Linked DNA regions of Homo sapiens: region 2 is linked to region 1. A link is an interaction called in ENCODE POLR2A ChIA-PET data of the cell type or tissue named here. Cell type or tissue: MCF 10A. All regions are shown on one strand. Each heading gives the region's core, and the rest is flanking DNA. Links, peaks and the distances in the headings are about the cores only.

What was found. Peaks named below come from ENCODE experiments on the same cell type or tissue, not always from the same donor. Only the 100,000 strongest peaks of a DNase experiment are listed, where the experiment ranks them.
Region 2: POLR2A ChIA-PET joins it to region 1 with 10 read pairs; 3 of 35 experiments call an interaction of 5 or more read pairs at or near these places.

The regions. Positions count from the first base shown.
Region 1 is chr1:212,258,164-212,263,554 of GRCh38, forward strand. All of the region lies in intron 1 of LINC02608 (long intergenic non-protein coding RNA 2608), which reads right to left. Among named protein-coding and RNA genes, the nearest start is that of LINC02608, 24 kb to the right of the region's middle. RefSeq lists an enhancer at 1,336-1,505. In MCF 10A, for the core only: a CTCF peak has its summit at 3,678; DNase peaks (open chromatin) are centred at 2,438 and 2,928.
Region 2 is chr1:212,074,118-212,079,508 of GRCh38, forward strand. It overlaps DTL (denticleless E3 ubiquitin protein ligase adapter), which reads left to right. Exons shown (of 15, transcript NM_016448.4): 12 at 4,056-4,145. MIR3122 (microRNA 3122) reads left to right here and starts at 3,496; the gene lies at 3,496-3,568. In MCF 10A, for the core only: no CTCF peak of the experiment used is centred there; no DNase peak of the experiment used is centred there.

The DNA of each region.
Region 1 (5,391 bases), core at 217-5,216:
AAAAGCTATACAAACTGGCCTCTTGTAGAGATGGCTGCAGACTGTAGGGATTGTGAATGATCCCAAACAGGCTCTGGGCCAATGAAGGAGGCAACCTCCACTGTGTACACAGCACTGCAGTGGGCTTGGTGGAGAGCCATGGCCGTCTGTGAACTTTGGCCTGAACTTTGGAGGAGACAGAGCACACATGCATGCATGCAAAAACAGACAGAAACATGCAACCAAAACATTGTGTACGTAATGGTGGGAGGGCAGAGAGACAAAGCGAAAAGAACCAAGTGGATTTAAACAAGAAACAAATATCTGGCTGGGCGCGGTGGCTCACGCCTGTAATCCCAGCACTTTGGGAGGCCGAGGCGGGTGGACCAACTGAAGTCGGGAGTTCGAGACCAGCCTGACCAACATGGAGAAACCCCACCTCTACTAAAAATACAAAATTAGCCAGGCGTGGTGGCACATGCCTGTAATCCCAGCTACTCAGGAGGCTGAGGCAGGAAAATCGCTTGAACTCAGGAGGCGGAGGTTGCGGTGAGCCGAGATTGTGCCATTGCAGTGCAGCCTGGGCAACAAGAGCGAAACTCCATCTCAAAAAAAGAAAGAAAAAGAAAGAAGGAAAAACAAATTTCCAAAAGAGGAAAGAGGGAGAGCATGGAGCTTGGAGCTGAAGATTCCAAGTCTAGATGGAGAGAATAATGTGAGTCTGTGTGTAGACACAGGACCGAGCTCCTAGGGTGCCAGTGGAGCTCCAGGCCTGTGCCCAGGAGAGAACTGGAGATGAGGCCAGCTCTAGTCTATGGCATTGTGCAATGCCAGTTGGTTGGGATGGTTCTACCCCCAATCTATACCAAATTAATTAATTCATCAACATTTATTGAGTGTCTACAAGTGACTGGCATTGTACAAGTCACAGAAATATAATGATGCTTAATAAATAGTTTTACCTTCAAAGAGTCTATGATCCAGTCTAGTTGGGGACAAAAAAGCAAAGAGATGATTACAGTATCCTGTGACTATGATAGAGATCTGCCTGGGGTGCTCAGAGGTAACAGAGGGGGGAGATTGAGCTCAGGACAGTGTCAAGGATGGTGGTACCTGAGTTATCTTGAAGAACACATAGAAAATAGATGGTAAAGAAGGTGGGAAAAAGGCAATCTTAGAGCTCAATCTGGGCAAAGGCATAAAAGAGAGTTCCCACCTCACTGGGAACTGTAAGCAGTGTTTAGTGACAGGGAGTGTTGAGAAATGATTTTGAAGATACAGGCAGAACCAAATTTGAATTTAAATGTCAGACCAAGGATGCAGTGGGAAGCATTGTTCAGATGAAAGGTTTTAAGCAAGGAAATACTAGTGTTAGCATTTAATCCTGAGTTGTAGTCATGGATATAGGGTGAGAAGATAGAACAGCTTTTATGGTAAATAAGTACAACACCCCTCCTCAATGTCTACCCTTTCTCCCAGCAAGCCTGCTATCTCCAACATTTCCTTTTCCTCATGCCCCTTGTACTACTCAACACATATCAAAAATGCTGGGAAAGTCAGCCTAATTCTACTTCCACTAAGGAACATCAGCAGGCCTGGTGTGGCACTTAAAACGGCCTCGAATTAACTCCAAAGTGCCCTCTAAAGTTACCCAGGAGACCGAGAAGTGATTTGTTAGGAAGATGCCATCCAAAGTCTTACAAATATCTTTTACCTGCCAGTCCAAAATCTCAGGAAAATGGTAGACTCCTGAGTCAGCATAGTCATAATTTTTTTTTTTTTTTGAGACAAGGTCTTGCTCTGTTGCCCAGGCTGGAGTGCAGTGGCATAATCACAGCTCACTGCAGCCTTGACCTCCTGAGCTCAGGTGATCCTCCCACCCTAGCCTCCTGAGTACCCAGGACTATAGGCATGTACCACCACACCTAGCTAATATTTTCATTCTTTGTAGAGATGGGTTCTCACCATATTGCCCAGGCTGATCTTGAACTCCTGGGCTCAAGCAATCCTCCTGCCTTAGCCTCCCAAATTGCTGGAATTACAGGCATGAGCTACCTCGCCAGGTCTCATAATCTTGATGTTAGCCCAGAACAATCTGTGACTAGGTAGGATGGATGGATGGATAGATAGATAGATAGATAGATAGATAGATAGATAGATAGATAGATAGATAGATCAGCCAGTACTAGTTTTGGCTTCACAATCATATCCTGCTACCAAATTTTCCTTTTCAACAGCTGCCGTCTTAAAGTTGTAAGAACTTTAACCTATTTATATCTGATTGGTTTTGCCTCTAAAGTGATTAAAATGCCCATTTGATTTCCAAGATGCTGTGGGTATTAGGGGCACAGGCTAGCTTTTCAAATGGGTTTGTCTCTTTCAAAACAGGAAGCAGCATTGTCCAAGTTCATTAAAAATCAGCATTGGAGAACACTTACTGAGTGCCTAATTATGTAATCAGATTTTGGCCTGGGGCTGGGAATAACATTTCAAAGAGAGAGGAAGAGTCTGGCTGAACCTGGTTGGATTTAAAAAAAAAAAAAAAAAAAGCAAGAGTGAAAGATCAAGCCAGCTGGGTCCCTATCCATGTATGCTGGTCTCTGTTAGTTCCATGTCCTTGAGCCAGGTGGCCAAGGTAACTAGACTTGGCATGTCCTACTTCCCCAGATCCAGAAATTAGCGATCCTTTCCCAGGGATAGTGTCAGACCCCTTTCAGGTGTGATTGTCATTGGGGCATCATGCCTAGTGGGAACAGACTAACTTTGAATAAAAAAATTTTGAGGCGGTAAGACATGTCTGTATTTTTCAAACTCAAATGAGTTGATACCCAGCCCAACTCATACTGCGGTTGGTGACAAGAACTGAATCACACCTCTCCTGACTTCCACCATGCTGTCTCCTTTTCTCCTTGCCAATTCACTATCACCTTGGAGCCACAAAAATGCAAAACAAACCTGAACCTTGTGTTGTGAGGTAAGCCCATGAGTCATGGTTGAACAGCAGTTTCTTTTTCTCCATGTTAGCTGTGTTTTTCCTTCACTGTGGCCCAAACAAGCATCAACTTGGTGACATCAATTCATCATGTTATGGAGTAGGCACTGTGTTTGGAGATGGTAGATTCTGCAATGACTCAGGTGGTAGGGTATTTTCTTCTGATAGAGTACCCAGGAGGGATTTATGAGTTCAGAAGGCAGTAGAGTAGGGCACCTGCTTTCATTCACTGTCAGGTGGTCAGCAAAAACTTCAAGCAGAAGAAAGAATTTCAAAACATGTTAAATGCCTGGGTGTGGGGAAAGCTCCCAGGGCAAGAGGAAGGCAACTCTCAGAATGAGCTGCCTGAGATTTGCAAGATAATTGATTGGCTGAGGCCTTGTGGCACCTTCTAAAATTGGGTGTGGCTGGAAATAGCTGTTGGGGGAACCATGGGAAAGACAGAGCTCTGCTTTGAGTTCCAGGACTGTCCTGCAGGGCAGGTGTCCACTATGCTCCTAATCTCTGCTCTGTCCTTAGCCACCACCTCCGCCCTTCTTTTTCCATATCAGCTGTACTCAGCCCTTTCAAGCTTATCTCAAACTTTTGCATAAAACTCCTTCTATCCCGTGATACTTTTTGTCCTTTACAGAGTATACCCAGATCTCCAGGGTCAAAACTCCTTTTTCCCTTCCAATTTTTCCAAATGTTCCCACTTGGTGGCCAAATGTTTTTTTGAGCAATTATCATGTGCTGTTGGGAAATTCACAAGTTATAAAACAGTCACTGTAGCCTGACCAGGGAGACATACAGGTGATAATATTAAACAATAATACAAAGTAGTATAGGATTACCTGACAAAAATATACAATGGGTGGGAAATGTCTCAGGAATTTAGAGGGTTAGGAGATTATACTGGGGCTGGAATCCACAGTGAGGGCCTCATGGAAAAGCAAAATTTCAGTCTAGCTGGTGAGTGAGTGGGGCTAGGAAGGCTTTAAGTAAGGCAAGTTTAGGGAACATATACTTGGAGAGACAGTTTTATGGTAGGGGATAATAAAAATAATGTTTAACAACTAAAGAGCACCTTATAATTTACAACTTTTCTCACACACACATACACACGCACACACAAACACAATTGAATTTAAGAGGGGCAAGATAAGCCAGATAACAGAACCTTCTGAATATCATCAAAGATCTGGAAGTTTCAGCAATGTTGTGGTCACCTACCTCCTGCCAAGCAATCTTGTATATCGTATCTCATTTAATTCAAGAAGTAGTCTTGTGAGGTAGATGTTGTTATCACCATTTTACATATGAGTAAATTAATGGTTAAGGAACTTCTCAAGATCACATAGTTAATAATAATAATAATAGCAATTACACATGGTAATCACTATATGCCAGACACTATTTAAGTATTCTTACAACAACTCTATAAAGTAAGAACTCTTGTTAACCCCATTTTTAGATGGGAAAAACTGAAGTGTGGAGATGTTAAAACACCTGCCTAAGGTATACAACTAAGAAATGTCAGAAACTAGCCACAAATGTGAGACATATACATAATTTTAAATGTTCTAGCAGCCACATTAAAAAATAAAAAGAAACAAGTAAAATTAATTTTAATAATACATTTTATTTAACCAAATATCTCCAAAGTATTTTAAAATTCATTTTTATGTTTTATGTTTTTAGAGACAGTCTTGCTCTGTCACCCAGGCTGAAGTGCAATGGTGCAATCATAGCTTATTGCAGCCTCAAACTCCTAGGCTCAAGGGATCCTCCCACCTCAGCCTCCTGAGTAGCTTGGACTACCATGCCCAGCCAAAATATTATTTCAACATATAATCCATATTAAAAATTATTAAATATATATTATATTCTTTTTAATGTGAAATCTCTGAATTGAGTATTTTTAAACATACAGCATATTTCAATTCAAATGCTAAATTTGCATCAGAAATATTTGATCTGTATATTTCACACACTTTATAGTTTTAAAAAATAGATTCACATACCCAAGTTATTCCAAACATACTTAAAAGTTTTCCAATAACTAAGTTGAGTACCAAAAATAATTTTCTTTTAACATTTACATCCATATTGTCAAATCTGGTTTCTTTATTTTTAGAAGAATTAACTTGACTTTAAAGCAAACTTATTATCAGTTTCAAATTATGTCTGTTTAATTCAGTAACTCTTGTGTCAACTCAGTATTATTAAAGTTGAATTCAAAGGGGTATTACATAAGTTGAAAATAAATGATACATTCATCAATTATATAATGTATTCATATTCTTAGTTTCACAACAAATTTGCATAATACTGTTTATTATAATGAAAATTTGCATGTTAATTTGTTAGAAGAATGTATAAGATTGTTATTGATTTGTATTACGAAAAATTTTAGTTTCAACATAGATTTTTGTACTTGT
Region 2 (5,391 bases), core at 199-5,198, 180 kb before region 1:
GATCATTCTTGTTAAATTATTAAGTTTTAATTATATGTACATAATTATGTATACAATTACATGTGTGTTGTATAGTTTCTTGATAGTTTTTAAATTCTTAATAAATTTTTAAATTATATATATACATAATTATGTGTATAATTATATATTATGTGTATCTTGTGTAAAGTTTTCTTGACAATTGTTAAAGTTCCTTCCTCTTCTCTAGTGCAAAGGCCTTTTTAAGATTTTGTTTCAGGGAATGAAGGTTGTGGGAATACTTGCCTTTAAAGATATACACTAAATATAGTTGGCCATTGTTTCTAAGCCATTTTCAGACAACCAATCAGTGTCTACCACATACAAGGGTTACCCTTTTTTAATTCCTAGGCTGGGTCACATGTCAGTGTTGAATGACGTGGTTCAGACGTGATGTTCTTCTGCCTGTCCACACATAACTCGGTGTACAGGCTCTGATATTTGAGATCCTGGCAAGCTTGCACCTCCTAAATTTGAATTTGCCTAGTGAGGTGGCTCAGTTTCTCTTTTCCATGATTAAAAAAAGGAGGAGTGGTATTTTAAGAGCAATTCCATTCAAGCTGAGTATCCAGGCTGTTAGATTGCTCTTCTACGTGTTCAAAAAGTCAGAATTCTCTTAAGTATTAGAATTTTTTCTATGCTAAAAAGCCAAAAGCCCATGGGCACAAGAAAACAAAATAGAAGGGAGTTTTGTATCTTAAGACAGAAGAGAATGGCCTCTTAATCCTCACTACTGCCCAGCAAAGAGGAAATATAATATATTCGGGCTGATATTGAGGCCCAAGACTTAAAAAGATTTAATATTATACCTTTTCTTTTTAATTTCCTAACTATTGTCTCACCCCCACCCCATCCTCTTTTCTCTGGTTTGTTTCTGATATAGCCACTGAATAGCATCGAAGTGGTTATAAATAAACTGATTTGGCATAGTCATTCTACCACTGACTGGTGAAACGTTGAGCCTGACACTTTAGGAAGTGTAAATGATCTCATGGCAGAAATAAAGATTAGACTTGGTTTCCAACTGGGCAGAGAAGAGATTTTGTGAGGAAAAGTGCTGATATTCTTTGTATGTTTCAGTACACAAAATAACTTTATGACATCTGTAAGTTAGAGCCACTTACTTCTAGAGGTACCTTCTTAGTTCTAGGAGATTTAACTTTGGGATTCCTTGTGCCTTGAATTAAAGTCTTTATTTTACAAAAAGTAGAATATGTAAGAGAGGACAGTCTTCTGTGTCTGAGCATCTCCAAAATGCATGGATATAAATGTCTCTTAGACTTAATAGTCGCCTTCCTACTTAAAAGGGAAAGGAAGCTTTAAAAAATGAAGTTACGTAATTATGATAGTGTTCTTATAATAATGTAGGGACAATAAATAAAAATTTATTTGAATAAAAATGAAGGATTTAAAAGCCACCTGAATCTCATTAGAAGGAATGAATCTTTCTTGAAGTAGTCATACTATACCCTAGGATAGTCCTAAACTATCAAAGCATAAAAGTTCATAAAAACGTGTTAGACATTAGTTTCTCATTTTAACCCATAACACGCCCTTCCTCCCATTTTTCCTTATTCAGATAGAATTCATATAACATATAATTCACCATTTTAGTCATTTTAAAGTTTACAATGGAGTAGTTACTATTGTAATCACAGTGTTGTACCAACATCACCACTATCTAATTCCCAAACATCATCACACCAGAAAAAAACCCGTGTCCTTTAACAGTCACTCTCTAATCCCCTCTTCCTCCCCAACACCTGCTAAACTACATTCAGTCTCTATGGATTTGCTATTCTAGACATTTCATATAAATGGAATCATACAAAATCAGCATTTTGTGTGTGACGTCTTTTACTTAGCATAATATCGAGGTTCATCCATGTTATAGCATGTGTCAGTACTTACTCCTTTTTATGACTGAATAATATGCCATTGTGTGGATAGACCACATTTTGTTTATTCATTCATCAGTTGATGGACATTTGAGCTGTTTCCATTTTTTGACATGAATAAAGCTGCTGTGAACATTTGTGTATAAGTTCTTGTTTAACATAGGTTTTTAATTCTCCTGGGAGTGTAGGAACAGAATTCGATTCCTAAGAATAGAATTGCTGGGTCATATAATTGTTTAACTTTCTGAGGAAACTTCCCCCCACTTTTAATGCTATGTAAAGTGCCTGGCTTAGACTTTTACTGTCGTCATTGATACCTTGTTAACGTATTCCAAAATGTTTTTCTAATGGGTCTCTTTCTTTTTTCTCTGAAACCCTATAGATAAATGCAAAAATGTGCATATATTCTATTGGTGGGTATTTAGGGGGTTTTTTGAAACTTATTTTAACCCTTGGTGTACACATTTAGGTTCTCCTAGGTATTATAATACAGAAACTGAGAAAGGACCAATATCATGAAATTAAAAAGCTATAGGCAATAAGCAGGGTGAATCAATGGAAGACAATAATGTATTTCTACCAGGGATGCTCAGTAGGACTTGAGGATTTCCTCTCCCTTCTAATTTGCTGCTACCAGACCTGTTTGGACCTTGGGTGAAGAGAAACTTAATCGACTGGGGCCATCCCAAACAGAGGAGGAAAGGAAAATTTCTGTGACTACTGGGATAGTTAGAGACGATCTTCAAAGTCTTTTCTAAAATATGTTACATTGTGAAAGAATGAATTATCTCTGTGCCATTGTAGGAGTAGGCAGTAAGTGAGATTCCTGTAGATGTGGAAAAAGCTTCCTTTCTGATAAATTTTAATTAACTCTGCAAGACAAGTTAGACTCTGCTCTTTGTCTTCTTTTGCTTTTTTAATTATTGCATATGTACCATTTAAGCCAAGAGAGGAGTATTAATGATTGAGTTGAATAACCTTATCAGTCAGTGTGTCAGATCTCTTAACCATAATCTGGGGGAATCTATTAAGTTTACTTAGTCATTCTCACAAATAATCATTCCAGAGTCACCTCCACTTTCTTCATACAAATGAGCCATGATTCAGAGCCTCAGGAAAATGAAAAGAGAATAACTTCTCTCAGCCCCAACCTCCTTGCTCTTTTGAAACACACATGCTAATAATAGTTATGTGTGTTTGTACTCGTTATTGTGCTGATTAATTCCCATGGCCTATGAAAGAGATTGACATCTCTTGAATGAGTCAGCTGTATGATGCTGTCAAATGTACATAACTGGTGGCATCTGATGATGGAAAAATATGATTCTTAGTCACATGTACAGGACAGTACAATGTGACCCTTCTTTCTGCATTAAAATATATTAAAATGCGAGTGACACTTACTTGAAAATTCAAAACTTCTCTCAGAAAATTAACTGAAATATAGTTTTAGAGGAAAAAAATGTTTTTCAGAAAGGATACCAAAGTGCCATGTAAAATATAGTTTATACCCCTTCAGAATGAAGGTTATCCAACTCAAAATGAAGGAGTATAACTTTGGGTTTTGTAAAAGTTAGTGACCAGCTCTGTTGGGACAAGAGGACGGTCTTCTTTTGGAAGGAAGACCATCATCTTGTCCGAAGAGAGCTGGTAGCATGTTTCAGAAATCTTCAGGTTTCACAGTTAATTTAGTGTTCCTAGAAGTAGCTGACTAGGGATCTGAAGATATATATGCTGTGTAAAAACAGGACTGAGTTGTCGAGTTGACTACTTAAGGATGGATAACATCCTTCCAGAAAGTTTACCACCTAAGGAATAAGGGACAATGCCAGTCTTGAATTTTAGTCAAAATATATATGGCTAGGTTGTCCTGATATGAAATAAGGACTATCCTTGTGTGTAAGCTCATGTTATTTACTTATTTTGACTGTTTTCATTGTGTTTTCTCAGATTAGTAACAGAAATATTTCATTGCCCATTGGAAATCTGTTGTTTTTTTTTTCCTAACTATAGCTAGGCAGGTCTAGTGGCCTTTGGTAACAATCCTAAAGCTCTCTAAGACACACTTCTGAATTCAAAGGCCTCTATCTGGGAAATCTAATATTGCTTTGCTGACTTGTTTGTTTTTGATTGGACTAGGTCTCCACACCCTGGCAACCTCCTACTGTGCTCCTGGGTCATTCTCAAGAGGTCACGTCTGTGTGCTGGTGTCCATCTGACTTCACAAAGGTTTGTAAATGAATCTCTATAGTTGGTTTAAAATGTAGATCACAGGTTTGTAGGTTTTTCTAAGGTTTGTTTTGAGAATGATATAAATTTTTATGTTTAAGTTGAGATTTTAAAGACCTAAAGGCCATCCAGGATCTATATTCACATTACTCAGGCATATTCTGCTTTTCTCTACCCATACCATAATGGTATTATGCCCTGTGAAATAAGGATAGATTTCTGGTTCCCTACAGTTATTTCTTTCCTAAATGTAGGATTAAGTTGTTAACTTAATTAAAATTTTCTATTAAAATCTAAGATAAAAATACAATCTAAGGTGAGAACTAGTCTTTTTTACTTTTTAGATATTATCAATGTAGTATATTAAAGGTAACATCTTGACAGCCCAATTTGGGTTTTCACATATGGCTAACAAAATGGTAACTGTGAAGTCTTAACATGTTAGGTTATCTATTGCTTAAACTATGTAAGTAGGTCTGAAATGTTTTAGATACTCCAGAAAGAAGACAATATGCCCACCTTTTAATTTTTTTATAGTGACACTTTAAGAAACAAAAAAACCCTAAAATGTAGAAAGGCCAGAAACATTAAAAACTATGTATCTATTGGAATTGCATATAATAGTAGCTCAAGTTCCAGTCATTCTCCCAAACCCCATTGCCTCTGGTCTTTGAGTTATTCTGGGTTCTACAGGAAATCTTATTTCTGTGGAGGTCTCCCCTTTCACGTATGACGTTTTGAGGTTTTGTTGCCTATTGTTCCCATCTGTTTTTTATCTTCCAGAAACTTCTCATGGTCTGGTCTATTTGTGGCATCCCTGCTAGCTTCCAGTATTGCTGTGGATTTCTCCTTATTGTTACCATTTCTGTGCTCAACTTCATGGCAGACCTTTTCTTTTTTTTTAAGTCATTACTTTAATCACCCAAAATTACATATTAATGATATTTTTTCCTCTGAGATTCCATGTAATTTCTTTTAACATGGAGGGTTGCATCTTCATGGGACTTACTAAGTTGAATGATTTTTGAATTATTCAGTTAATTATGTTATCTTTTTTTCAATTGTCATATATTATCCTTACCCCTATGCATCTCAAACATCATATATTAATTATCCTTATTTCCTGTGCTCAAAGGAAATAGCAGGGCTGTTTACCTATACTAATTTATTGGCTACTTTTTTAAGTCTTAAAAATAATTTCATCCCAAGCCTAGAATTAGGAAAGTAAAATATGGTTTGTGTTGTT